Linked DNA regions of Mus musculus: region 1 is linked to region 2. A link is a loop called in an ENCODE intact Hi-C map of the cell type or tissue named here. Cell type or tissue: left cerebral cortex. All regions are shown on one strand. Region 1 has its middle 18 kb from the start of Gm40838. Region 2 overlaps Cyria (CYFIP related Rac1 interactor A).

Evidence for each region. Peaks named below come from ENCODE experiments on the same cell type or tissue, not always from the same donor. Only the 100,000 strongest peaks of a DNase experiment are listed, where the experiment ranks them.
Region 1: it touches region 2 in a loop (6-fold over the local background); 2 of 42 quality-filtered maps call a loop at or near these places.

What each region holds. Positions count from the first base shown.
Region 1 is chr12:12,217,986-12,220,485 of GRCm38, forward strand. No RefSeq gene overlaps it. Among named protein-coding and RNA genes, the nearest start is that of Gm40838, 18 kb to the right of the region's middle. In left cerebral cortex, a CTCF peak has its summit at 696; DNase peaks (open chromatin) are centred at 766 and 1,086; H3K27ac peaks cover 1,329 bases.
Region 2 is chr12:12,317,265-12,319,764 of GRCm38, forward strand. The region is part of intron 2 of Cyria (CYFIP related Rac1 interactor A); the gene reads left to right. Among named protein-coding and RNA genes, the nearest start is that of Gm34407, 29 kb to the left of the region's middle. In left cerebral cortex, a CTCF peak has its summit at 1,092 (motif pointing left); DNase peaks (open chromatin) are centred at 602 and 1,150; H3K4me3 peaks cover 128 bases; H3K27ac peaks cover 1,044 bases.

The DNA of each region.
Region 1 (2,500 bases), 99 kb before region 2:
GATAAGACCCCAAAGTTGTTTTGGTTTACATTTTCCTAATTGCTAAAGATGGAATACAGTTTTTGCGACATTTCTTAGCCATTTTTATTTCTTCCTTTGAGAAGTCCCTGTTCAAGTCCCAAACGCATTTCTTGAATGAGTCCTTTTTCCCTTTGTTTTTTGAATTATTTAAATATTCTTGATCTTAATCTGTAAATTATTCTTTCTCATCTTTGGGACTCCACTTTATTAGATTAACTGTTTCCTTAAGAATCACCTACTGCTCTTGCAGAGGACCCAGGATCAATTCCCAGCGCCCACATGGTAGCTCACAAACGTCTGTAACTCTAGTCCTGGGGATTAAATGCTCTCTTCTAACTTCTGCAGGTAAGCTTGCATAAGGTCCATATAAACTTGTCCAGGCACACATATATTCATAAATAAAAATAAATAAATATTAATCAGAGAGAAGGGGAGGGAGAGAGAGAAGGAATCCCAGCTAGGAGTTTTGGAACAAAATCGGGGCCGATTCTAAGTCCATTGTACAGGAGGCAGGAGACACCTGTAACACACTGAACTCTGCCCCTGGCTTGTGGGGCTACAGCTGTTGCTTTTCCTATTGGTAGTGATTTATATTTCCAAGTGGTGGCCCACCCACTTTTACTGGAGCCTCTAATTGCAGAATTACACCCTTTTCCCAGGGAGAAAATGCTGCCTCCCTGCTGACTCATGGTCAGTTACTGAATAACATCCTATCCCACTCAGAACAAGAATTTTTTTTTTTTAGCTCTTTTGCTATGTCTCCCATGAAGTGTTTCTCTTGACTCTCTCACAAAGCCCGCACATCCTAGTTTGGGTCTAAAAGACTTGTTTCTGATCCCAATTCTGCCTGTTACTTATCTTCTCTGGACCTCTGTTTTTTCATGAGGAAAAGCCTTTGAAGAGGTGTGTGTGTGTGTGTGTGTGTGTGTGTGTGTGTGTGTGTTAATTGTTCTGGATGCTTGTTGCTGGCACAGACTGTATAAAATTGTACCCTTCCTTCCCTTCCTAGCCTCAGCAAGTAGCTAGCCCAGATGGTTAAGCCTGGAAGGGGGCCGTTGAGAAATGCTATTCTCTGGGCATGACATAACAGGCTTTTGCCGTCTTAAGCTCTCAGCAGCTGTAATTACCTTCAAGAGAACTGTACAAGATTGGACACACAAACATTCGCCTAAGGGAGGGGGCACGCATTCGGTCTTTCCATCTCCTCCCAGGGTGTACAGACAGCTAAACTTGTGGGAGGATAGAGCAATTTTCTTCAGGGTTGGAGTCATTCATGAGTTGCCCAGTCATCTGTGAGTAACTTGAATCAAACTATACTTGGGTGGAATTACTTCTTTGGTGTGTTATTAGTCTTGTGTGGAGTGAATAGATGCAAATTTATCTCCCCAGGAAAAGTTTACGTAACATAGACTGACTTACTGATTAAGGAGGCTTCTAAGATAGATAAACACAAGGCAGTGCCACACAGCCAGTGTCTGACCCCTTAGTGCCTGCTGAGCTTCTGAAGGGCTGCACCATATCTTTTCAGTTATGGGCAGGAGGCTTGGGTGAACGAATGAAAGATGCTAACTGTGAGCTGCAACTCTAACTTGCTTGATGACCAAGGAAGAAGAGGATGAAGGAAAGTGTTCCTGTTAGAGATAGTGTCTGTCATACATCCCAGAACTCCCAGTCATGTAAGAGGAATCCAAGACCCAACCACGGTTCTCTGGAAACTGAAAGTTCTGAGTGGAGAGAGCACAGGCTTCTCTAGCCTGCCTCTGGGACCTGTCACTGGGTGGCATAACAGGATTAAAGGATATTAAGGCTCCTTTAGTATGAAAGCCACCCAGAGAACAAACTACAGACAGGAGAACACAGATCAAGATCTTTGTTGAGGAACACTCTCGCACACCTCTGAATTTTCTGAACTTCTATGTTCTCAATTTCCCACATCCCATATTCTAGACTTTTGTCTAGCAATTGTCATTTGGACACAATTCCTATTACTCAACTGTAGTGGTATGGTAGAGCACCAATAGGCCCTGATCACAGACCATTGTTAAGATAATTTAATGCCTGGTGTCATTTGAGATGCTAAGAGAATCCACTAAACTCATAATAAAAATGCTTTCATGATCCCCAGTTATAGATGATACACATGGGTACCCAAGATCACATGTTATTTGAGAGAGATGATTGAATGAACTCAGTTCCTCCCTGAATCTCCCTGCAACAAGAGTCTGAAGTTGTTCAGAGCTCTAGTAGGAGCAGCAGACTGGGACGGCAGGTGACACACTGAGAAGATGCCACCATTCAGGGTCTCTGAGTAGACCATCACTCAATCAAGTGGACTGCAAAAAGTGTGATCTCAGAATGAGTAGCATCACAGCTAAGGACAGCTGAGGTCAGAACCTCTGCTTCCGTGCAGCTCCTGGGACCCCGCATCTGAGATTCAAATAAGCTGCCTAACATACCCCAGGGCTTAGCAATGTCTCTC
Region 2 (2,500 bases):
CATATAGCCAGCAAGTCCTCACTAGCTGCTGGACTGGGCCTGAAGAGAAATCTGGAGATAAACTTTAAAGGGTTTGTTTGTTGGGTTCTGTCATGGTCTTAGTTCATTTGTCTAAACAGGAGAGTTCCTTGGGACTGTGTGGCTTCTCTTGTGTATCACAAAGCTTCCTGCGGAGGCATCCATTGTGGAAGCTGCTGGACTCCTCTTTACCCATAAGTACAGGTCTGGGATAAATGGAAAAATCTCTTCTTCTGATGGCATTTCAAGCAGACTTTTCCAATATCAGTATTGTGTGTATGTATATGTGTTGCATGCATGTGTTACATGAAGGAATGTTTACATGTGGGGAAGGGGGCGGGGGAGTGCTCAGGTGCCCATGCTGAGGACGAAGGAGGATAGCCCACGTCAAGCCTCATTACTCTCAACCTTACCCGAGAGTCAAGGTCTCTCACTGAATCTGGTGCTATTTTGCAGGTAGTCTTCGCAGCTAGCAGGCCTGTGGTCTGCTCCACTCAGCCAACTGGGGTTACAGGCTTTTGTGGCCATCCTGGCTTTTCTGTGGTGCTAGCGATTCAAACTCAGGTCCTCCTGCTTGCATAGCAAGAGCTCTTACCCACTAAGCCACCTGCCCATCATTATTAAGTTCCTGAGCTGGGGAGACATGCTGTGCCGATCCTGGGTGTTCCATACAATGCCCTTTCCAACACCTACACTTCCCAACTGAAGTCAGGACAGCCATGAGGAAGATGTTTTCCTCTTTGGAAATATGATTTTAAAAATTCATCAAGGAGGCAGGGTAGGGTAATTACTGGGCCAAATGACTAAATCTATTCATTTTTCCCCTCTCCAAAATCGTGACTCTGGCAAACTAGACTCATGGTTCTGAGATTGCATATGAGCAGGAATTGAGTGTCCACGTTAAATATTGAGTGTTATAGCGTCGAGTTCAAAAACTTTACTCCAGAACTATGTGCTATTTAGAATGATATTGCAGCAGTTGAAATGGATCCTGCTTTGTTCGCTTTGCAAACTGCTTTTGTACACAAAACCCAACTGTCCCTTTTCATGTGAGACAATAATGCCCTCTAGTGGATTACGTGCTTAATTGCAAGCTCGTCTATATAAAGTCTTCATTTTAACAGAAATATCTAGTTTAAGAACTCAAGATTATACTAGACTCACCATCCTGACTCCTGTTCTTCCAAAAGAGTCCCCAAGCTCCATCCACAGTTTGGCTGTGGGTGTCTGCATCTGTCTGAGCCAGCTGCTGGGTGGAGCCTCTCAAACTACAGCCATGCCAGATCCCTGTCTGCAAGCATAACATTATCATCAACAGTGTCAGGGACTGATGCTTGCCCATGGAATGGGTCTCAAGTTGGGCTGCTTTTTGGATGGCCATCCCTTCAGTTTCTGCTCCATCCCCCATTCCTGCATTTCTTGCAGAAAGGATAAATTTGGGATCAGAAATTTTGTGCGTAGGTTGGTGTCTCTATCACTCCACTGGTGTTTCTGCCTGGGTACAGAAGGTGACCTCTTCAGGTTCTGTATCCCTAATGTCATCAGTCACAGCTAAGTTCATCCCCGTTGATTCCTGGCTGCCTCCCTTCTCCCAGGTCTCTGTCTTGTCCTGGAGATGCCTCCCAACTCCCCATCCCGGTCGGTTGCAGATTCCCATTCACTCTCATGACCTCTGGGCATCTTTCCTGTCCCTGCCCATACTTGATCCTGAGCCCCTCCATTCTCTTCTCTATCCCTTCTCCCATCCAGTTCCCTTCATCTGCTACTTATGACTATTTTATTCTCCCTTCTAAGTGAGAGTCAAGCATCCTCTCTTGTACCTTCCTTCTGGTTTAGTTGTTTTGGATCTGTGAAGTGTAGCATGGAAATCCTGTATTTTCTGGTTAATATCCAGTTATAAGTGAGTACATACCATCCATGTCCTTTGGGGACTGGGTAATCTCACTCAGGATGATTCTCTCAAGTTCTCTCCTTGTGTCAGTGAAATCCGTGATGTTTTTGTCGTCATCTGTGAAACATTCACTTGTTCTACTCTGTGTGTAGGGCTGATGTGCATTGGCTCAAACTTCTGACTTATCACGTACTAGAGAGTAGTAAGGAACAGGAGGCAGAGCTCACACAGCTCACCAGACACGTGCAAGTGTGTGTGTGTGTGTGTGTGTGTGTGTGTGTGTGTGTGTGTGTGTAGAGAGAGAGAAGGAGGAGGAGGGAGAGGAGAAGGAGGAGGCTAGTCTATCATGGAAACAAAAGGCAAGGGTGAGGAGGGGTATTGAGTGTGAATGGAAGTAAGATGTGGGTGGAGTTAGATATGAGCTAAAACATGAGTAGGTCACAATTTCAATTACACATAATATACAGACATTATGGCAAAGATTACAACTTCTTCCAAGTAGATGCTGCCATTCCCTGGGCTATGTCAGTAGCTCCAGAGGCCTCTGGGCCACTACTAAGAGTGCTGTGACTATCACCGCATTGATACTTA